3 separate regions of the Homo sapiens genome follow, and all the other regions are linked to region 1. Evidence: chromatin loops called from intact Hi-C (ENCODE). Cell type or tissue: PC-3. All regions are shown on one strand. Region 1 overlaps CMC1 (C-X9-C motif containing 1). Region 2 holds the start of LOC105377008 (a long non-coding RNA gene). Region 3 overlaps LINC01967 (long intergenic non-protein coding RNA 1967).

Evidence for each region. A loop is a pair of places that touch in the nucleus more often than their neighbours do. Peaks named below come from ENCODE experiments on the same cell type or tissue, not always from the same donor. Only the 100,000 strongest peaks of a DNase experiment are listed, where the experiment ranks them.
Region 2: it touches region 1 in a loop (6-fold over the local background); 2 of 110 quality-filtered maps call a loop at or near these places.
Region 3: it touches region 1 in a loop (5-fold over the local background); 3 of 110 quality-filtered maps call a loop at or near these places.

The regions. Positions count from the first base shown.
Region 1 is chr3:28,283,046-28,291,045 of GRCh38, forward strand. The region is part of intron 2 of CMC1 (C-X9-C motif containing 1); the gene reads left to right. Among named protein-coding and RNA genes, the nearest start is that of CMC1, 45 kb to the left of the region's middle. In PC-3, a CTCF peak has its summit at 3,742; a DNase peak (open chromatin) is centred at 3,736.
Region 2 is chr3:28,136,976-28,144,975 of GRCh38, forward strand. It overlaps LOC105377008 (a long non-coding RNA gene), which reads right to left and starts at 25. Exons shown (of 3, transcript XR_940674.3): 1 at 1-25. In PC-3, no CTCF peak of the experiment used is centred here; a DNase peak (open chromatin) is centred at 3,446.
Region 3 is chr3:28,014,108-28,022,107 of GRCh38, forward strand. The region is part of intron 1 of LINC01967 (long intergenic non-protein coding RNA 1967); the gene reads right to left. Among named protein-coding and RNA genes, the nearest start is that of LINC01967, 10 kb to the right of the region's middle. In PC-3, a CTCF peak has its summit at 2,502 (motif pointing right); no DNase peak of the experiment used is centred here; H3K4me3 peaks cover 517 bases; H3K27ac peaks cover 1,235 bases.

The DNA.
Region 1 (8,000 bases):
TCAACCCTGTACTCATACCTTCCTAGTCAGTGACATTGCCAAAGGACAAGTCTTGCATAGAATTAAAGTGATGGGCAGAATCTTTATGATATTTTTCAAAGTGCTTTATGTAAAATATTAGGTAATTGACTAGCTTTAGGTCAAACCATGGGTAAATATCAAGCACATGATTAGAAACCAGTTCTTGGCCAGGTGTGGTGGCTCACGCCTGTAATCCCAGCACTTTGGTGGGCTGGGGTAGGCAGATCACTTGAGGTCAGGAGTTCGAGACCAGCCTGGCCAACATGGCGAAACCCCATCTCTACTAAAAATAAAAAAAAAAAATTAGCCAGGTGTCATGGCGCATGCCTGTAATCCCGGCTACTCAGGAGGCTGAAGCAAGAGAATCGCTTGGATGCAGGAAGTGGAGGTTGTGGTGAGCTGAGATTGCACCATTGCATTCCAGCTTGAGCAACAGAGAGAGACTCCATCTCAACAGCAACAACAACAACAACAACAACAAAAACAAAAAAAAAAAAAAAAGAAAAGAAGAAAGAAACCAATTCTCTGCAGTAATATATTGTCTTGCTTTTATAGTTGTCTTTTTAAGCCTATTGGGTCCTTGAGCATTTTATGTGGTGATTTCATTTCCATTCTAACTGACTGTTCCAGACAGATGATATGCCTTTATGGTGACGGAATACCCTGGCTTTATTGACTCAGTAGGAACAGTTGTATTCCATCTCAATACAGATTACTGCAGTTACAGTGTCTGCTTATTTCTTGTCACTCACCTACACAGACTGAACTAGACCATCCTAGGAGAAAAGTCAAAGCTATATTTGGAAATTTGAAACCCTCTTTAAAAGCAGCTAGATGTTCATTGAATCCTAGATTGTGTCAGTACAGTGTACAAATTTAAATTTAGGATATGTTGCATTGTATTTTTTTCCTGGTATACCTCCCATAGATATATTTTATGCCTAGATCGCAAAATTTGAACTTTTGGAAATTAGAATATCTGAAGATTTGACTTAAGTGTACTTTGTGATGCATTAGTGTGAAAAATCTTAATTGTTCCTTTCCCTCTCATTTTGGCTTCAGAGATCATCTGTGGTTGACTTATTTATTGTTGAGCATATTGAGGAGCTCTTTCATTTCATTAGTACCCAGTGATTTTCAGAGTAGACCTAAATAGGTCTACTATTTACTGCTTCCGTGATTAAGGCTTCATGCAACTTCTTTTGTGTTATCTTTTTCTTTCATATCTTCCCTGGTGAAGTCTGTTTAGATGATGAGATTCAAATTGTCATATTCTTAGAGTAGAACCTTTACTTTGCCTGTACAATCGATGTGTATTGGATCCTCATCTCTCACACACAGGCTAAATCAGTGATCCTCAAACGTTCATTGTACTTCAGAATTATCTAGGAATTAAAACAAAACAAAATAATAGTGCACATGTTTCTCTCCACAGAGAGATAATTGCATTTTTTTTCCCAAAGCTTTCAAGGTGATTTGAATGTGCATCCAAGGTTGAGAAATAATGGATTAGCCAAAGGAACAGAATGTCTCCTTAAAGCAGCCCATAGCAACAAACCATATAGATTTTGCTCATTTGTGTATCTTAAAGTTACATAATTTATTATCTAAAGCACTCTTCTATATAAGCCATAAGTTTTTGGCTGTTTTTGTTGTTAGATTTCTGTGTGTGTGTGTGTGTGTGTGTTGGCTATTTCTTGACCTTTACTTCCCTTACTTCCATCTTGGAGGTTAAAAGCCAAATTATCTAGGCTAGGTGTCAGGTTCTTTTCCAGTAGGCCAAGGATTCTTAGCAAACTCTTAGGGAATAAGAAAGTATGCTCTGGCAGCCGTAAACCTTGACCTCTTTTGTATCCTGTCAATTATATGGCTGCTTCCTTTACTAACCCTGTTGCACACAAACTTCACCTTCTTTAGCAGCTTCTTCCTACTCTGTGTTCCATCAGTGCATTCTTTGATGTTTCAGTTTTCATATATGGATTCTAATCCAAATGAGCAGAAATTGCTTTGTGATTATTGAGATTCCTAAGTACTTAGGATGTAATGCTAATAATTAATTGATGAATTTAGTGAAGAAAATGATTGTGACATGGAGAAAGAGTCTTTAACCAGCATGTGTGTGTATTCTCTGTCCTTACCAAGATGATGGTTCTGTTGCTGAGTACAGTAGCTAAGGAGGTACTGGTGACCTTCTCTGCTGGGGAGGAAGGACTTGTGACACAAAATACATATTTTCCTTCAAAAGCTGTTTATGGATGGAATTATAATTTTGTTCCAGTTAGTGAATACATATTGTAGTATGAGATAAAGAGAGTTGATTATGTAAAAGTCTTATTTGGGTTAAAAAAAAAACACATGACTTTCTGTCAAATATCACATGTTCTCACGTATAAGTGGAAGCTAAGTAATGTGTACATAAGGGTACAGAGAGTGGAATAATAGACATTGAAGACCAGGAAAGATGTGAGGGTAGGAAGTGGGTAAGGGATGAGAAATCTATTGGGTACAGGGTACTGTATTCAGATGATGGTTACACTAAAAGCCCAGACTTCCTCCCTACACAATATATCCATTTAACAAAGCTGCACTTGTACCCCCTACATCTATACAAATAAAAAGTGAAAAAAAAAAACCCATGACTTTTGGACCAAGTTATCAGTTAGTTATTATTATTCTGTATATTGTCCAGGTAAATTCTCAGCATTTTTTTTTTTTTTTGAGACAGAGTCTTGCTCTGTCGCCCAGGCTGGAGTGCAGTGGCGCGATCTTGGCTCACTGCAAGCTCTGCCTCCTGGGTTCACGCCATTCTCCTGCTTCAGCCTCCCGAGTAGCTGGGACTACGCGCCTGCCACCACACCCGGCTAATTTTTTTGTATTTTTAGTAGAGACGGGGTTTCACTGTGTTAGCCAGAATGGCCTTGATCTCCTGACCTCGTGATCTGCCTGCCTCGGCCTCCCAAAGTGCTGGGATTACAGGCATGAGCCACCGCACCTGGCAGCATTTTCTTTTATGCTACCTTTTTTGGTACATACATTTTATACTTGTATATGTCTAATTTTTGAGTTTCATTAAAAAAGGCTGAATCTAAGATATCATTGTTGGCCTTGCTAGCTAGTACATTTTTATATTGATAGAATAACTTTTTTTGCTATGTCAGTATTTTGTGTGGGCCTGTTTGAATATCAGTACTTCTTTCTAATGAAATAGCGTTAACTTAGTCGGGCAGCAAGGAACCTCTTGACATTTTGACTTTGAAGAAGCATTGTTTTTCCTGTAGTGTTTTATACTGGATAGTTTATATAGGGTTGTTATTGAAATTGGATTCTTCACTTTTTTCCCTGTAAGTTTTAACATGTCATTTAGTGAATGTAAAGTTATGCAAAACGTTTATATTAAATAGACTTGTTAAGTATGTCTTTCTTATCTGCTACATGATTCCTACTGAGAGTGTTAATATTCACATATTCATTTATGAAGTCTGTTATTCAGGAATATACCTATTTGTACCATAGTCTTCATTGTTGAATGATTGCTGTTAAAGAATGTATTACATAATGATATTTTGCATTAGTGAATGGAATATATCAATTTTCTTCTTTCCATTTCCTTTTTGTATTAGAGGAAAAGTTCCAAGATATAAGGAAGTAGGTCATGGTATCTATAAACTGCTGAGGAACTGAAGTGTATATTATGAAGTAAAGATTGAAGCTCAGTTGCCCTCTAGGGGTTCAATTTTAACACAGCACATGTAGAAATAATTTACTGAGATCTTGGGGGAAGGGTAGATCTGCTGAATGTGGGAGCCTATTTTTCATTTTCTGTTAGAGCCTGACTGGTCATTAAAAAGCTGGTTTTGATTATTTATTGCAAAAGAGAAGAATATATCCCAGTTTTGTAATATACAGACAGTTTAATGAAACATCCTTTTTGTTTGCTTAATTTTAAAGTCAGGGCTTTTGTGCTGGAATAATCCAACCGTCAACACATTTTCAGGTATTATTTGGTGACCAATTCTCGGATTCTTCCTAACACTCTTTTGTCTTCTCAGTGTCACCTCTATAGCACTTTTAAATCAGCTTCCTCCCTTATTCTGCCCAAATCCAAGAACAGACTCCAGTGAAGTGGCTTCTTCATGAATCCTCTCTACGTTTTATGAGATGTGATCATCATGAAACTTTTCCTTTTGGTTTCAGCACCTTTGACTGGCATCTTTGTCTGGATTAGTAAGACTATTTCTCTCAGTTTGAAACAGAATGGCTACTGGCTCTCTAGTTTAATTGATACCCAACTTTGTATTGATTGAGGTCCACATAATTTATGTTGGAATCTTTCTCTGGTGCAAAGTGCTCTACTTTGTAATTGCAGAGTTAGACTCCTACTGTTTTGGTAAGAGGGAGCAAATTTTTTTTTCCTATTATTGAAAATGTTAACTTTGACTTGTGTAAATAGTAAATATGTTTATTGTATGTGCAGATATTTACATGTTTTAAATAAGCACATTTCTATACTAAATTTGAAAATTCACATGGTTATTGGTATACTTTAAAAAGATTTGTGTGTTTTAATATATGCTCTTTTATTCCCTTCGAAAGATGCTATAAACTTTACTCCTTTTAATATATATTGGTTTTTATTTTTACCGTTATATTGAGCTTTTCTATTTTTTTCCTGATGATTTTGGAAAAACCTCCATTATTAATGGTCAGAATCTTTAGTTTTTATCATTGATTTATAGTAATTTTATTTTTAAAGTTCAGTTTTTATGTGTTATTTTACACTCTGAAAACCATGATTGAATTTCAATGTATATTAAAATATTAAATTGGCTATAATATAGCTCTGTGCTGTCCAGTATATTAGCCAGTAGTCACATTGCCTATTTAATTTTAAATTAATTAAAATTATATAAAATTTAAAATTGAGTCTCGTAGTGGTACTAGCCACATTTCAAATGCTCAATAGCTGCATGTGGCTTGTGGATACCACATACGACAATGCAGACATCAATCATTTCCATCGTTACAAAAAAAATTATTGAACAGCTCTGGTATTGATATATGAATCTTCTTCAACGTGTTTTTAAAAATACGTTAATACTGGTAGTTTCCTGTGTAAAATGAAACATGAAAATGTTATATGTCTTTATTTTATTAAAAGATATTTTGGAAATAACTAAATTAAAAATGATCACATGTGAAGTGAGTTTACCTTTATCATAAAGAGTAGCATATATTTCTGATTATGAGCCAAGTGATATCAAATAATTTAATAAAATTATATATTTTGACGTGTGTAAATACATCTACTTTATCTCCATCTTGTGGTAGAAGTATCTGAAAATCCTGTTAAGAATATCATTAAAGCTTATTCATTTTTACATTGACTTATCCTTGCTCTTTCTCATTACCGTAAATGTAACATTAAGTGTTAAATGTTTCTTTAGGAAATTTTGGGTCTTACTAAAGGAGCCAACTGAAAATAATTTTAGGTTTTATAGTTACTATTGAAGGTAAATGTACAACTGCAACTGCCACATTTTGACTGTGTGTTGGAATATTAAAACAAGGAATATAAACATTTAAATCATAGTTGAGAGGAAAAACAAAAAAGAAAGCTTTAGCTGCTTCATTGCAAATGTAGCTTTGTGTTGTTAAAGAGGATTATGATGAATACATTTGTGTGATAAATTTATAAAGTTTGATAAATTGTTTCATACTGACTAATATTTTTTATAATTTTTATTTTTATAATTTTTTAAAGTATACTCACAGTCCTTTTGTGGATAATTATGATTGTAAGAATATTTTTGCAAGTAAATGAAAAAGTGATTATTAAAACACTTTGTAAACTGTAGCATTTTATACAAATACATAATCTTATCTTTTAAAAATATATAATATGAAATATTTGGTTGGGAAGACCATCTCAGAGGTTTAAAAACATATTTCCAATCAGGTCTATTTGTATCATTCTTTTATTTTCTTTTTATTTTTTTGATGAGTTTCTTTAAATATATTTTTAAAATTTTATGTTCTTTGAGGTTTTTTTTAAGTTTTTGAATTAAGACTAATACAGTCTGCAAAGCAGTATTAATTTAGAGTTATGTTTCAATATAGAAAAGTCTCGATGAGTGCTCTAAAAATTCTGAAAGAATTTTTTTAGTTAAATTCTAAGATTTCAGGAAGAATTTTGTGTAGCAAATAAACTTTAGCTAGGTATCATTTAGATAGTTTCTTTTTAAAATTCGTTTTGTTTATCTTACTAAGTATTGGGGAAGGAATAGTCTGTGAAATGGAAACACCTAAATTATTTATTAAAAGATATTCCAAGTAGGTAGTAAGATATAAAAGCCGAGTATAACATGAGATATTTGTAGGACAATGAGAAGGTTAGTTTAATTATATAAAACAATTTAGTTGCCATTTAGGGTCGTATTTTGGTGCTCCTTGAAAGCCAGGCAAAGAATTTTAGAAGTCATATAATAGAAAACAGGGATTTTTATGCTGCAAAGATCTTTATTTAGGGAGAAAGTCTGTGATCTCAGAAACTTAACGTTAGATGAAGCCTGTGAGGTTAACTACTACCAATGCAGGAATCTTTCTAACAATATGTGAGACTTCATTTTCAATACCTCTACTCTACTTCAGGCTTTCAGTATTTACTTCCTTTTTGCATTTTATTGTTGTGGGGGAAAACAACATCATGCTTTTAATAAAAAGGATATTCAATTTATGTAAGTAATGTAGAAAATATAAAATGCATTCCAAAAATTACTCTAAATTCTACCATTCACAAAGACAGACATCTCTCTGGGAACAAAAGGATAATACAAAGGGATTATATTATATACACTACTTTTTTAGTGGAATTTATAAAACAAAAGATTTGCTAAAGTTTATGTAAATGTTTCTTGATAAAAGGTTACTTGCCTCCATTACAAGAAAACATATGAAACCCACTGACAAGTTTGAGTGATTATGTTTTAACTCCATATTCTAATTTTGAACAGTATTGAGTGATTCCCTTGTATGAAAGTACAGTTATACTTCCCCCACCTTTTCTCTTTCAGGTCCCAGTTTCTGTAAGTTGTAATTTTACATTGTCATAATTTATAATACTTATATTCTTGTCTGTAACCATAAATCCAGTGCTCATCACATTTTGTCTTTAAAAATTTTTTTTTGATCTGTTGCTTGATTTTATTGCCAATAGTTAATTTAATAAGAGTCTTTGGGTTCTAGAATCCTTGATATCTTTCATGGTTGGGAATGACTGCTTGTTGCCTAATAGATTTGTGACATGTAGAGTGGATATAATATTGTCAGGTCGTATTTTCTGTACCTCAGAACTTTGTAGATACACATTGCATCAGTATTTTATGACATTAAATGTTGCTCTGGGAAGTCTGAGAGCAGCCTGATTTTCATCCCCACCCCACCTTGCAATCATCCTACCATAGGTGACGTGATTTTTCTGGTTGGATCCTAGAAGAATTCTTTCTGTATCCTTGAGTTTGGAAGCTTAACTGTGATATATCTTGTATCAGTTCTTTCTGGAACATACTGTGCCCTTTTGGTTTGTACATTTTTTTTAATCAGAAAACTTTTCTTAAATTATAATTGAAAATGTTTTTTGTTTCCTTTTTCTGGGGGAATTTTTTTCCTCAGAGATAACCAATCATCCTTGGAACTTTAAAACGAGGATTAACATTTGATGGTATTTACTGCATAACTAATTATTCCAAAATGTAGTGGCTTAAAAGAGCACATATTTATTAATCTCATAGTTTCTGTGAGTCAGGTATCTCGGTATGACAACTGGGTCTTCTGCTTCAGTTTCTCACAAGGCTGCAATTAATGTGTTGGCTAAGGAGGGTCTGTGGTCTCATCTGAAACCTTGACTGGGGAAGCATCTGCTTTGAAGGTCACTCATGGTTGTTGGCAGCATTCAGTCTTCTGTAGGATGCTGGGTTGATAGC
Region 2 (8,000 bases), 150 kb before region 1:
GCATTTAAGCTGAGAAATGAAGAATGAGGAGGAATGGGCTATGCAAAGCAACAAAGGATGTTCTAAGAGAGGTAACAGCAAGGGCAAAGGGCCTGAGACAGGAAAGAGGTTAGTGTGTTAGGTCAATGTGAGCTGGACTTAGTAAGAAACAGAAAGAACTGGTAGCATGTTAAAAAACATTGCCAAGGTTGGGAACATGAAGCACTCCATAGGCCATGATAAGGAGTGTAGATTTTGTTCAACATGCAACAGGAACCCTTCAATACTTTTGGGTAAGGAGTAATTGGTATGATTTCAGTTTTTAAAAGATTATTCTGCTGCCATGCAGAGAATGGCTTGTACAGGGCTAATAAAGGAAGCTAGGAGACCTTCTAGGAGGCTACTGCAATAGAATAGGTGAAGGATGATGGTGGCTTGAGCTAGGTGACAGCGGTGGAGGTGGAAAAAGTAGATGGACTTGACATATATTCTGGAATATAAATTGTAGGAATTGCTGATTGGCTACATGTGAAGGTGATATTTAAAAAAGGACTAATTTCAGGACCATTTCCCTGGTTTCAGGTATTATTAACTGAGTGGATGATGGTAACATTTACCATGAGAAAACTGAGGAAGGATGAAGGTGTATGGCAACTGTGGCCAGGGAGCAGGGAACAGCCATGGCTAAGCATTTTATTCTAAGCATGTTCAGTCTGAAATCTATCAGTCATCAGATAGATGGGATTTAGAGGAGAAGTTCTAGTCTTGAAACACAGATTTTACAACAGATAAAGACAATTTTGAACCTTAGTCAGAGAGTATAAATAGGAAAACAAAGGGAGGAACTCAATCCAAGATCAGTGAAACTACAACAGTAAGAGTTGGAGTAAAGGAAGGAGAGCCAGCAAATACTACTGAGAAAGTGCAGCTAAAAAAGAAAGAAGAAAACAAGAAGACTCTGGTGCCACCAAAACCATCTAGAAGGAAAAGTTTTTAACCTTACTGAATGATGCTGAAAAGTTAAGGTAAGATCTGCATAGGATTTTGCAAACTGAAGGTGGTTGGTGAGTAGTAGAATGGAAGCCAAATAGAAAGGGGTTGAGGAGAAAACGTTAAGTGAAAAACTGGTGATGGCATATGTAGGGATAAGCTGAGCTTCTCAATGAGTAGCTTTGCATATCTGCATGGGCTCCTTGGGTAGCTTAAAGCATTACGAAAATATGAAGTTGCAGAACATGGTTTTACTATGTATTTACCATGAGAGTGCCTTTCAGTTTGAAGTCACGTTTTCTCTTGATTCAGTTGCTGCTAATGTTTTTCATCCAGCTATTCTTTTCAAAGACAGTTTTACAACTTGGCTGAGATCATTCTGCTTGTCGATACACTTCAGGGCCTGAGGTTATCTCAAGATGGTATGTTGGAGTCTGTACAAGTTTCATTTATTTAAAACTTGGACTTGGTAAAAGAATCTCATGAGATTTAACACCTCGCTCCCCTGGCAGGCTTGGGGAGGGGGAAAAAATCATACACAGCAAGTATCATTTACACCATTCTAACACATTCATAGCACTCTTACCAAATCCTAACGAAGGAAGAAAGAATGTACATGCAATAGGGAAGTTTGATAAATGAGAACTATATGGTTATTTTAAGAATGTATAAACAAATGAGAAAGGGAAAGATACTGACTAAAATAAACAATGTTCTTTTTTTATCTTGAAGAGATATAAGTATTTAGAATGTCAAGATCTAAAAATAAAGTGGATTCTGTACCTCTAAACAAGAGAAAATACTATCATTTTGTACCTTTCAGTATCTAAGCAGCTATTCTCTTCTCTGAAAATGATGCATGAATCACACTGGCCAGTAGAGTTGTAATGGTTAGACTTTTAATATTCCTCATTTTAGAAATTTGGATCTAGCCAGAACATTGCAATTTATCTAAACGCAAATTAAGTCCATTTTAAGATAAGAGAAGAAATTTGTATCTTGATCCTCAGACTACCCTATTGTAGAATCACAGGAACTTCAACTGGAAGAAATCCTAGACATATCTAATCCAAGTTCCTACCTGAAGAACAGAGGTCATCCCAATTCTGCATGAAAATCTTCATGATGGGGCATTCACTACCTCATAGAGATTTTGAGCAGATCTCATTAATAGCAAGTTTGCTGTTATTTCACTAATAATGTCCTCTGTACACGCATCACAAAAAGTCTCTCCATTAAAATGCTTCTTCTTCTGTGCAAATAAAGATGACAAATAATTGTTATCATTTTTGAATGTTTACATGCCATGGAAATTATTTCACGTTTCTTCCCACTTAATATTTACAGTAATATTCTGAGATGTACAAGAGGGCAGGTCTCCAGATGACAGATCATGTTGGCTGACCCAGATCTTCCCTCTCTTGCATGTAATTCTCAGGCAGAATGTACCGAGAATTCAACATCCTGAGATAAGGAGGAAATGCCCAGAACAACCCAAACTGTGTCCTCGTTTCTCCTAGAACAGGATGTTCTGCAATGCTTGAGCTTAGCGTGCCAAATGTCACCCAGGTTATATAAACCCAGGGCAGCATGCTTTTCAGGGTCCCTCAGTTGTGGTGCAACATGGGACATGCACACACGGAACTCCATCCACCCTGGGCAGCTTTCCTGAGCCTTAGGAAGCTGGCTTGCTCTGGTTTCTAGGCTTCTGTTTATCCTTGCTGCCTATAATAAATCTGTGATAAAATAATAATCTACTTTGTCCTACTTGTACATGTATTCTATCTCATCGGACTTAAGCAATTGGTAGACAGCCTTTGCAATGCCGGTGTGTTCAGCTTTGTTAGTGCCATCTTTCTTGCCTGTTCTCCAGCTAAAGAGGATATCAAACCAAATACTTTGTTTCCCAGCCTCTCTTACAGCTAGAAGTGGCCTTGGAATTCCATTTTGGCTACGAAGGCATAGAAGAACATCTGCTAGAGGGATTCTTGGAAACATTTTTTCTTCCTTTGAAAAGAAGAGAGACATGTTTGGAGGGTTTTCTCTCTGTCTTACACCCCCACCTGGTCTCACTTCTTCCAGATTTTGGACTTGAAATTATGAAAATGAGATTTCTGGAGCCACCACTGCCATTTTCAACAGTGGAGGTAAAGTCGGGAAAATCATAGAGAACCTAGAATCCTCACATTGTGGAACCACCAGACTAACCCTAAGCCATGTACTTCTAGATTTCTCATTAAGTAAACAAGTGACGTCTTTGTGAACTGAGCCAAATTACCTGGCTTTTCCATTACCTGAAGCTATAATTATACTAATTGATATAGTAGGCAATGTTATTATCTTTGTTTCATATGTGAGGAAACAGAACAAAGAAATAAAGTAAAAATATTCCAAGGTTGCACGGAGGGCAAAGAGCAGAACCATGACTCAAGCTTACATAGCCTCAGAACAAACACGTAATCTCCTCCAGTTTGTTGAATCAATTTTCACGTATTGTGTTTTTCAGATTCTGCATTATGCTGAATAGCCACATGTTGTCATATTTGGCTTTCTCAATATCTCTCCTAAGTGAGGTTGTTAAAGCCAAGTACAGTCACTCCTAAATCAAAGTAGTGTAGAGAGTAGCAGAGATTATCTTGTTCTGAATACTTACATGAACACAGGCTGGAATCCTATGGGCTTTTTACTCAGTCTCATCACCCTCATATCAACTCAGGTCAAGCTTTATTTTGGCCAGGTGCAGTGGCTCGCGCCTGTCATCCCAGCACTTTGGGAGCCTGAGGTGGGCATATCACTTGAGCACAGGAATTTGAGACCAGCCTAGGAAACACAGCAAAACTCCATCTCTAAAAAAAGTTTTATAATTAACTAGGCACGGTGGCGCATGCCTGTGGTCCCAGCTACTCTGGAGGCTGAGGAGGGAGGATTGATTGAGCCCAGGACATCAAGGCTGCAGTGAGCTGAGATTGCACCACTGCACTCCAGCCTTGGTGACAGTGTGAGACCCTGTCTCAAAAAAACAACAAAAAAAAAGCTTTATTTTTTTTCCCCTCAAGTCCTTCTCACTCTTTAATATTTAGGTAATGAAAATAACTTTAGAGAATTGAAAGAGGTTGCTGAAGAAGCATTTCCTTTACTCATTTGCCTTCACACATACATGCAAGATAATACATAATTCTTTCCAAGGAAATGATAGTCTCTCAATCTTTAAAGGCACAGGGATTCCTAATCTCACTTCACTGCTCCAGTGTTTAAAATTTTTATGATCTTCATTAACTGTATCAGTAAAATGTAAGCACCACAAATGCAGGGAATTTTTGTCCCTCTGCTGTATCCTCGGCATTTTAGTATAATATTTGGCACATATTAGGCACTCAGTAAACATTGATTGAATGTGAATGAGTCTAAGAAATTCTTTCTTCTATTCAGTTTAAGTTTTATTTCACTATATTTTTTGCAAGTGGAAATCCCAAAAGGAATGGCCTAAGGTACAGATGCCTTGTGAAACCCTGATTAGCAGATGGCTATATCTATGCCTTTAATTTGTTCTCTCTTTAATCCATCATCCAGGGAAAGTTTAATACCATTTTGTACACCACTGATGACACTATTTCCTAAGACATTCCATCTAACCAGTCGTTTTTGGATCTCTAGCTGCTGATCTGTCCAAAACACATGGTTGGTCAATGAATATGTCACATGGGATAGAATCAAGAGCTATGTTGGAGCCAGTGAACAGGCTGAATGAGCAAATGAATGAATAAAACCAAGATCTATGCAGTTATAATTTCTGTTTGGTCTTCAGTCTTATCTCCTATCACAAGAGGATTTGTTTCTAACCAAACCTTTTGGTATTTTCCTAATACTCACGTCTCTTTTTTATGTTCTCCTATTGATGCCCACTGTTTTCATAGAAATCTAAATTAGATCTAAGTTTTCCTTGCCTCCCCTAATAACACATTACTCTTCCTTAACCAATCTTAAAAATTTTCACTATTTTTTAATAGTAAAAAAGTATTGATCTCCATGAGTAGGTAATTGCACTGAGATTAGCCAAGGAGTCAGTCCTTTATCTCAGATTTCAGAAGATCCTGTAAAAGTGAATCCATTTACTCCTCGCATCACTTTAATCAACTTTCACCCCTTTTGTTCAATTATTGTACTTAGTCTTTCATGGGAAGCCTATCCTAATTTTTGACCCACTTGCTGTGATTAGGAAAACCCTTTAGCCTAAAAGCCAAATCGAGGCTGAGAGAAGCATATCTAAAGTACCTAGAGTTATGAAAAGAGCTCATCAAAACTGAAACTAGGAAGGGATTTAGGAAATAATGAATTTATAAAGAATGTTTGTATTATTTGAAGTGTGCCCTCTTAACTGGTAAAGATGATCTCAGATAAGGAAAACTAAGATGTGGGTTTCTCTGAGAACATACTCAGAAATATTTTATTGCTCTGAATTTAATCTAACCTAATTGAGTGTTGTACCATTTGAGGATCCTCTTCATAAGCAACAATTACAACTTGGTTTGCCTGCCCAGTGGGTGGAAAAATGTGTGAACTCTTGACCTAGTTGAAGAAGAACCCAGAGTTTGAAGCTACACATCTAAAGTCTTAAGCTAACAGAAACCCAGGTAACTATGGAAACAAAGGATACCCGAACATTGTTAAAATATTACTGGTGCCATTTATCTTTAAGACATTATATGAGTTAAACACCTAAAGGAAAGACAATCATTGCATGCCCTAAGGTTGTGGTTAAATTTCCAACATACCATAGGTAAAGGGGCTTGTCACAAGAGCCACCACCCAGGACTCCCTGTGCCAGAGAATTACTCTAATGAAGTGTTTCCTGGACACTATTTATTAGAAGAATTTCTAACATCCTGACCTACACTTCCAGGGTTCTGGTGGAAGATTCTATGCCACCCCTAAAAACATAAAACCAAACACAGACATTTTTACAAAGTGGAAATAAAAGGACGATGAGTCAGGAAAATGACAGCGTTCTGTTAAATTTTGGCAGGGAGAATTACAGAAAAATCAAAAGTGAAGAAGATGTTGGTAACAGTACTGTAAATGTGTTCCTAGTCTTCTTTCAAATAGATCAAAGTTCCAGGGAAATACATATGTTTGCCAGATACAGCTGTCACATATTCTTGGTGGGAATGGAAATTGATGCAACTTCATTGAAGGGAAATTTACCCAAATTCATAAAAATTTAAAATGTGCTTCCCTTTGGCTGAGCAACTTTATTTTTAGTAGTCTATGCAACAGATATCATCTACATTTTCAAAACTGTATACGTACTGCTTATAAGAATGAAAAGTGATAATATGATAAATGCCCATCAGTACAGAACTGGTTAAAGAAATTAAGGTACATTCAAAAAGTGGAATCCTATATGTCCTTAAAAATATGAGTGATAGGACACAAGCTCCAAATATATTAAGTGAACCAGTAAAATCCATAGCTTTCTCCCCCTCTCTTGTATATGCAGTGAATTTTTCTAGAAGGTGGCACACAACTGTAACTGCTTCTGGACGGGGAAACTAGGAGACTGGAGGAAGAAGAGGAAGGAAGATTGCATTTCACTATACAACAGTTGAGATTTTTAACATGTTTATGTATTTCTAATTTTAAAAATTAATTTAATAAATGTATGTGTCACCATATTCAGAACTTACCAGAGGAGACACCTCACCATAAAATGGTGTCATCAAAACCCCTAGGGGAGAAAGTTTTCACAGGCCAAAATATCTAGACTCCTGAGGAGCACAGACACTATAAAACAGACAAACTGAGCACATGAGGCAGATCTGTGGGGCTAAGGGCTTCATAGATAAATGAGAGTTTTAGTAATTTTAAATAGAACACAATAGCATTGAAATTCAATAGGCAGCAGAAATCATGCCTACTGTCAAGGGAGACAAGTTTGTCACTCATTTGCCATTAAGTCCATGATGAAAGCTAAATATTAGTAAAGTTGCCATAGTTTTTGCAAACTATTCTCTGAGGTATTAATAAAAGAGCTAGAAGAGGGGGCCCAGAGTAATAAAAACCAACCAAGCCAAGAACCAAACAACAGCCACAGTTAGTATCAATCATGGAGGGCCTCCTAGAGCAGGGCTACGAATTAGAGCTTTAAGATGGAGAAAAATAGGGGTTGATAGAAAAATAAAGAGGTTCAGGCAGACAGACAATATGGATGACAATACAAAGGTAGGGCTGAAAAAAAAATCCAGACTTGAAAATAGTCTGACTTGAGCTGAAAAAGTATTAAGAAGAATGAGAAAAGAAGAAAACATTGATGTCAGTTATTGAATAAAAGATTCAGTTCAGATTTTATATGCTAGGCAAAAGGAAGCTACGAGAGATTCTTAAGCAGGTAATTGATAGATTTCCATTTTACAACTCTTATATAGAGGAGAAAAAATACACTTAAAATCACATTCTCAGGCTTCCATTTTAAATCTGCCCTCATTAATGACCTAACATCAGCTATACTATTAAAGTCCTAAGAAATCACCAGTTTTCTGTTGGAAGACATGGTGGGAAACACAGGAGTTTTAAGATTTCAATGGTAATATATTCGGATTTTTCTTCTTAGTAAATCTCAGTTTCCAGAAAATTCACCCTAAAAAAGATTACTCTTAGAATTTTTGTATAACTATTGACATCCTAAAATGTCATGGTCAAGATGTTAGGTTTTACTGGTATTAAGTCATCTTTGACAAATTGAACATGAAAAAGTATTTCTTGCCAGTCAATTAGGTAGTTTTCTCTGCATGCTTAATGATTTCAGGAGTCTTTATTGTGAATTCTGAAGGTAAGATTTGAAGTGTGACTATAGTTGCTTTATAAAAGGCACGGTTGTATTGTATTCATGATAGCTATGCATTTTGTGCTGTTTTCAAATCCAACCATGAATAAAGGCTCATACACTTATTAATTACTATTTTTCACTTCATACTATAACCTGTATATATATATGTGTGTGTGTGTATATATATAAGGTATATATATATGTGTGT
Region 3 (8,000 bases), 270 kb before region 1:
TCAGGAGACCACAGTGATTGAGAGTCGGAAAGTACCTCAGAGGTCTTCGAGTTCAACCTCCCACATTTCACAGACGAGGAAACTGAGCCTCAGGTGGTAGAATATATGGCTCAGGGGAACATAGTTATGAGATTTCCTGACTGTGTTAATTATGCATGTTTCCTGACTGCCAGACCCATTTATTTCCTGTCATTCAAGCTGAATCCAATTCCCTCTTATACAGCGGTGATGCTCCATACCGTATAGTTACCAGCATTGTCTGGGGATTTGATTGGTCTCCAGGCTGAGGCTCTAGCCCCAGGATACAGTTTACAGGGTGGGCTTCTGGTTGGAAGACTGGCATGGAGGGTGGGAACTGGAGACTGGAGTTGTGCTTTGATGCTTGGAGAGGGGAGCTAGAACTGTCCGTTTAAAGCATATATCATGTCACTCCTCTGCCGGAGTTTTTCAGTCCCTCTTATCTTACTCAAAATAAAATCCCAATCCTGGCCGGGCGCAATGGCTTACGCCTGTAATCCCAGCACTCTGGGAGACCGAGGCGGGTGGATCACTTGAGGTGAGGAATTCAAGACCAGCCTGGCCAACATGGTGAAAGCTTGTCTCTACTAAAACAAGCAAACAAACAAACAAATAAACAATTAGCCAGGTGTGGTGGTGCAGGCCTGTAGTCCCAGCTACTTGGGAGGCTGAGGCAGGAGAATCGCTTGAACCCGGGAGGCGGCACTCCAGCCGGGACAACAGAGCGAGGCTCCGTCTCAAAAAAAAAAAAAAAAAAAAAAAAAATCCCAAATCCTAACTGCGGCCTGCAAAGATGGGAATAATGTGGCCCCACTCACCTCTCTGATGTCTGCTTTTACCGCTGTCCACCTCCTCGCTCTACACCAGGCCTCACTGGCTTCCTTGCTGTAGTTGGAGCATACCAGGTACGTCCTGGCTACAGGTACTCCTCTGCCTGGATCGATCACTGTCTCCTGACATCGACATGCCTTCACTTTGTTCAAGTCTCAGCGCGAATGTCATCTTACTTGAGAGGCCGTCCATGACTTTCCCTATGCAAAACGGCATCTTTGCCCTGCTCCTCTCTTTTCCTCTCAGCCTGCTGTATTTATCTTTGTGGCATTGACCCTTAGCTGACATTCTGATGGATGCTCATTTATTTGCTTGTCGTGTGTGTCTGCACTAGAATGTGAGCTTGTGAGCTCAGGGACTTTGCCACGTTTGCCGTTGTCTTCAGAGTCTAGAAGGGTGCCTGGCATAGAGTAGGTTCATTAAGCGCACCTTAAATGAATGGAGGAAAGGAAGCAAAGAGAAGGGGTCTGTACGCTTGGCTGACTCTACCGAAAATTCTGGGCTGAGATGGAAGCATCAATATGAATGACTTTAAAGACCACAGCAGGGGATTCTCTTATGTCTTTAGGCCATCCACTTGTTTAAATATATGTGCTTATTTTTGTCGGCCTCACTCGCTCCTTTGCAAATGTCATGAGAGTAACAACTTTGATTCTCTGCTATATCTCCAGCACTAGACCAATATCTGGTACGTAGTGTTTAATAAATTCAGTGAATGAATTAATAAGTAAAGTTTTTAAAAGGGGGAAGGATAAAGAATATAATATGGATATAAAGTATCTAAAATAAGTTTTGAAAATGAGCCAGGCCTCCTATTTCCTAATAAGCTCTTTACATAATTTGGCCTCTGCAAAACTTAAAAAAATGCTTAAGAAACTGAATTCTTAAAAGTATATATATATATATATATATATATATATATACACACATATATATACACAATATATATACACATATATATACACAATATATATACACATATATATACACACACACATATATACATATATTTTTGTTATCTGTGTACCCTGTTTGCTATCAGTGAACCCTGTTTGGATGACAATTCTCTAACATTCTCTCATCTACTCGAGAAATATATTTTGAGAATCAACTACGTGTTGGTCACTGTGTTAGATGCTACAATATAATTGTGAGGGAAAGAGACATAATTCTTACCTTATTACACTCACAATCTTGTAATGAAAGAGATATTAAACAAATAAATACATTAATGGCTTCCTATCTCATTGCTGATTGCATAAGTGTTCCGAGGAAAGCGAACAAAGTTCAATAAGAGAAAATAACAGATTTATGTGAAACACATTCTGGCAAATTCAATCCATGGCTGTCCCTCCCTAGACCCTGAAGTCATAAGCTTATGTATGCCCTGTGGGTCTAAGGGGTGGTTCTAGTACCATTTACCTGAATGGAGCTCTTTACTGGGATATCAGGCTCAAAAGAGTCACCACAGGGTTCTGTTAATTTGATAAGAGATATTTATCTGAAACCTCCCAGTGCTACCTGAAACCTGTGAGATTTCATAGACATAGCATTTACTTCCTCTCTTAATATCAGCCAAAAATCTCTCAACAAAAACAATAGCAATAATTATAGGAAGCCCTTCTCTATCTCTTACTCTGCAGAGGGCAGCATTCTCAGGTTTTTACATCTGTTAATTCATGTATAAAGTGCTACTATTATTATCCCTATTTCACAGGTGAAGCATCAGGCACCAGGAGGTTAGGTGACTGGTCAAGGTTGTACAGCTGTTAGGAGCAGACCTGGGTCCTTTCATTGTCTCCCAGTTAATCATCTTTTGTAGTTCAACAACTCTGAGGGTTCTGGAGATTTTATAGGGAAAGTACAGAAGTGCTCTTTTGTCTTTTATCATAAACTCAAATTCCAAACAAGTTGTCATTGCCCAACAGGTAGATAAAGGTCTTTCAATTCTGTATTTAACAAAAGGATGAGGGCTTTTGCTGGAAATGTTAGTTTGCTGCCTCCCATTTCTAAATTCAACACTGAAATATAAACTGTGAAATATAATTTCTTTTCTCCCATCTTTCTGGTTCTTTGTGAAATATGTGGAAGCACATGTGGCTAACAAATTTCCCCACCCACTGCACTGCCATGCTGAAGCCATTCATTGACCCCATCAGGCCCTCAGATGTCCCACAAGCAGGAAAAGCACTAAGTGAAGCAATGTTCTAGTCAGTGTGACAATTTTCAAAGAGAAAATCTTCCTTGTGTTTCCCCCCGACCCTCTGCCCCCTCCACCGACAATCAAATAGGAGGCAGTATATCTGTCAAGCTAGCTTTTTTGGTCAGTACATTAAAAAAATCCCACTATCTTTGAGAAAAATTGGATGTGTGAGTCTATATCAGTGGTCCTCAACCACAGGTGATTTTGCCCCGAAGGGACACTGGGCAATGTCTCAAGACATTTTTAACAGTCACAACTTGTGGATGCTACTGGCATTTAATGGGTAAAGCCCAGAGACACTGCTAGACATCCTGCAACACACACAAAAATCCCCCTTCACCTTCCATCCCAAAGAATCATCTGGCCCCAAATGTAAGTAATGATGAGGTTGAGAAATAATATGATGAGCTTGGTCTATAATAATGTACTTGTTCTTATGTTCTAAAATGAAATAAAATAAAAATGTATTTTTTGAGCATCTCTCATATGCAGAGTCCAGTGATAGGTCCTGGGATAAACTCTTGATCTAAAAGATCAAAAGAGAGAAAAGACATAAAAAGCAAATGAAAGACTTCTGCTTCTGGGAAAATGGAATAGATATACTTTTCCCTATTCCTTCCTCCAAGTACAACGAGAAACGCTGGAAATTACATGTAAAATAAATATGAAGGACTTGAAAAATGTTAAAGAAGACGGCAGACTGTCTAGGGAACTTGAGATTCAAGGAACAACATGGTGGTGAATTCCCTGGATTTATTTTTGCCTCATATATCCCAGACTTGGTGTGAAAAAAATCTGGGAAGCCAGAAATGTTGATAGACACAGATGGGGAAAAAGCCAAAGGACCATGAAAGAGACAGCCTAGCAAGACAGAAAACATTCAGACAATACTTTCTCTAACTCCAGTCAAACACTACAGAAAAGACTACATATAGCTAGCCCCACCCACCCCATGGCAGCAAATACCAAGTGGGGAGCTTAGACTTCTATCATCAAGGCTGAAATGAGGTACCCCAGCATCTTTGCAGGGGCAGTCAGAGAAGGCCAAGTAGGGAGCCGGGATTTCCATCCCTACCAGTCAGTGACAAGGCCCCCTCCTTGTTACAGTGTCAGTGGAGTTCATATCAGGAGTCTATACTTCCACTCTACCTTGTAGTAATAAGGTACCTCTCCCTCTCCTCATCAGAGTGGTGCCAGAGGAAGCTTCATGTTGAGTTGGGACTTTCACCATTGCCCAGAAATAGCAAGGTCACTGCCAGTGTGGTGTTAGTGAAGACAATATAAGAGCTAGAACTCTGACCCATGTCCAGCAATAAAAAGGAACATCTCTCTTAGTGTTAATATAAATGTTTTAGAAAAGAAAACAGAAGAACCTTTCAACAGTTAGTATAGGCAAAGAGTTTTCAGACTTAATACAAAAAGCATGAGCTATAAATGAAAAAAATTAATACATTGCCCTTCATCAAAAGTTAAAACTTTTAATGCATGCATTTGGGAAAAATCTATACCTTAGAGACTGTATCTAATTATTCAATCAAGTCATGCTGAATGAATATGTGAATATGTGCAAAGTATCTTTTTAAACTTAACCTGCTGTATGTGATACGATTCAGTTCAGTGTTCATTGAACATCTACTGTTGGAATACACTGTGTTATGTCCTGAAGCACTGGATTTTAGAGAAGGTAATGGAGTGTGTAAATTCAGGGTAAGGAAAATCAAACACAAGGCAGCCTTTTAGATAATAAATATCACCCTCTGGAAAATGAACCAGCTCCTTCAGAACCAAGCATTCTAAAACTTTGGCATTTTTGATGGGCAAGCATATCGCAGTCATTTCTATCAGGTCTTGATTCTATAAATGAATTATAATGTTTTCAGTCAATATTGGCAGAGGCTTGGCAGGGATGCAAATTTTTTCTCTTACTATGTTCTCAGCTGACATCACTTGTGAATCCCAGCACTCTGTAGCACTGTGCCTAGACGTGGCCTCTGAGTTCACCTCAATCACATGCTCTAGGCAGTGCTTACCAACTGATCAGAGTTGATCCTTGAGGAACACCTGTCACAAACTCTGGGTCTGAAAGGTGACCTTGATAAATCATTTCTCCTGCCGTTTGCACAAGATGAATCTCTCGATAACCTTTTTATGTGGACACTGGACTCTCAGGGTTTTGGAGTTTGGTAGGGAGAGGAGATTGCAGGTTTAAACCTTCAACTGGGTCATCCTCCTTCACAGGACTGGCTCTCAAACCGAGTATTTTTCCTAGTCCTCAATAGACACGTCAGCACTCTCCTTCCCTGCTGGCTCTGGCAGAAAGAAAGGGAGAGACAGGGACAAAGGGCTGCCATGGATTCCAGGTGTCCCTTAATGCAGTCCAGCGTGGCCACTGCAGGGCTTCTCTGCTTGCCCGCAGGTATCCTTTTGAGCGTTCAATTAAAAGGGACATTTGCTGACGTCCGTAGGTGGTGTGCATGGGTCCTGGCAGTTTCAACATGTTGGCTTCAAGCATTGATGTTTATAAGATTTGGGAGACTTTTTGTATTTGTTTCAATGCAAACATTAATGTTGACAAAACCTGAGCTGTTCTGTTTATTTAAAGCCTCAGAAATAACAGGATCATATTCTTTAGCAACCTAGATAATATTTTGCAGAAGTTTTCCTGCAAAATGTTTCTAAAGTGACACTGAGAAAAGAAACTCATTTTCTTACTCTTTGAATCATGTTCTTACTCTTTGAATCATGTTCTTACTCTTACTCTTTGAGAGACCTACTGTAAGCCCTGAATTTCAGTTTCCTCATTCATAAAAGAAGGTGAATAAGACCTACTTAGAGGATTGTTGAAACAATAAAGGGAATGAGTGAATTCTTTTATAGCTTTGGAGCAGGGGAAGGCCTTTTAACAATTACTTAAAATCCAGGGGCCACACAAAAAAGACTGATACATTTAAAATATTACTCAAAATTCAGAGGACATAAAGAAAAATGGAACCATTTAAATATATTTTAAAGATATGCAAATCAAATACGAAAGAAAAACCAAAAATAGCTGTGTCATAGCACAAAGAGCTCATCTCTTTCATATATAAAGAGCTCCAAGAAATTGAGAAGAAACAGGCCAAAAAGTTCATCAATAGAGAGTTTATAGAAAAAAATACAAAGACCCCTTATATATATATATATATATAAAGGCTCTATTTCACTCATCAGAGACAAAGCAAAGTGAAATTACACTGAAATAACATTTCTCACCTATCAGATTGGCAAAAACCCAAAAGTTTAACACACTCTGTTGGCAAGGTTGCAGAGAAATGGGCACTCTGATACATTGCTGGTAGGAGTGCAAAATGGTACAACCCCTGCAGAGGGCAATTTGGCAATCTTTTTCGAAATTACAAATGCATTTACCCTTTGACCCAGCAATTCCACTTCTGGGAATTTATCCTACAGATTACACGTATATACATGAAATAATGAATGCATATTAATATGAGCCTTCATTAATAGCAAAAGATAGACAATTCAACTGCTCATTAACAGGGTACTAATGAAATAAGCCATGATGTATGCACACCACAAAATATTATGCTGCTATAATGCAAAGAATGATGGTGCTTTCTGTATGCTGACGTGGAAAGATCTCTGGCATTTATGCTGAAAACAGGAGCAGACACTATACATAATGGGCTTCCTTTTAAGTAAGAAAGATGAGAAGTTGGTGGGAGAGAATATATTTGTATTTGCTATATTTTCAGAAAGAAATATTTTTAATATCCAAAAGAAGATAATAGAAATAGTATTCCTTACAGGACACAGAGCTGGAAATAAAATGGATGAGAATAGTGGGAACAATACTGTTTAATATCTCTCTTTTTATATTATTTTGACTTTTAACCATGTGAATTTATTACCTTTTAAAAAATAAAAATTTAGGAAAAGAAAGAATTAAGTGAGTTCGTGAACATAAAATACTTAGCCAATGTTCCAGGTCCATCTAAGTGCTGATCATTTATAGAAATTGAAAACATATCCCCAGGTTATTTAATTGGTCTCTGAAGAATTCTATGGCTTTTTCACATAGTGTAGCCTTCGGACTACTGGCATCAGAATGAATCTTCATTTTTAAAAATACCCCAGAAAATCTTCATTTTTAATATGTATCTCAGATCAATACTTGGGTCCACCTCAATGCTTGCATGCATAATCAGAATCTCTGGTGCTAAGACCTAAGAATATAGATTTTTTTAAGTCTCTCCCAGTGATTCTTATGAGCCTCACAGTTTGAGAACCACTATGGTCTATCTCAGGTACACTGTAGAGGGTTTTGGAGGTAGCAAGCATGTAGAAGGACATTTAGGCCATGATTTTGATACCGTAGCTAATCTGCTGAGTTCAAAATATACTTCTCTAGCCTTGTGCTCTAAACCTGCATATACAATTTCCTGTTGGTATGGTCACTTGACTGTGTAATAGGGATCTCAAATATAACACATCTAAAATCGAACTTAAACTAACTGGATTGGAATTGATCCCCTGTTTACCCATTTATTCTCTTACCTGTTCTTTGTGTGGTCTTCTCCATCTCAGTCAATAACATCATAAACCATCCAGTTGCTCAAGCTAAAAGTTTAGACATCATTTTTTATTTTTGTATCTATCCTCTTCCTACATCTAATCCATCAGGAAGCCCTATCCTCTGCAGGGTTTGTACCATTGTGTAATGCATGAGAGTGAGCATTTCTCTACTGCTTTCTCAACAGAAATTGAAATTGAGTCTTTTTATTGGTTTATTTATTTATTTTTTTCCCTGTGGTCTATTCAGTTGTGCAAGATAATGAAGTTCTGGAGACCTAATACACAACAATGTGACAGTAGTTAACAATATTGTACTATATACTTGAAGTTTGCTAAGAAGGTAGATCTTAAGTATTCTCAACACACATACACA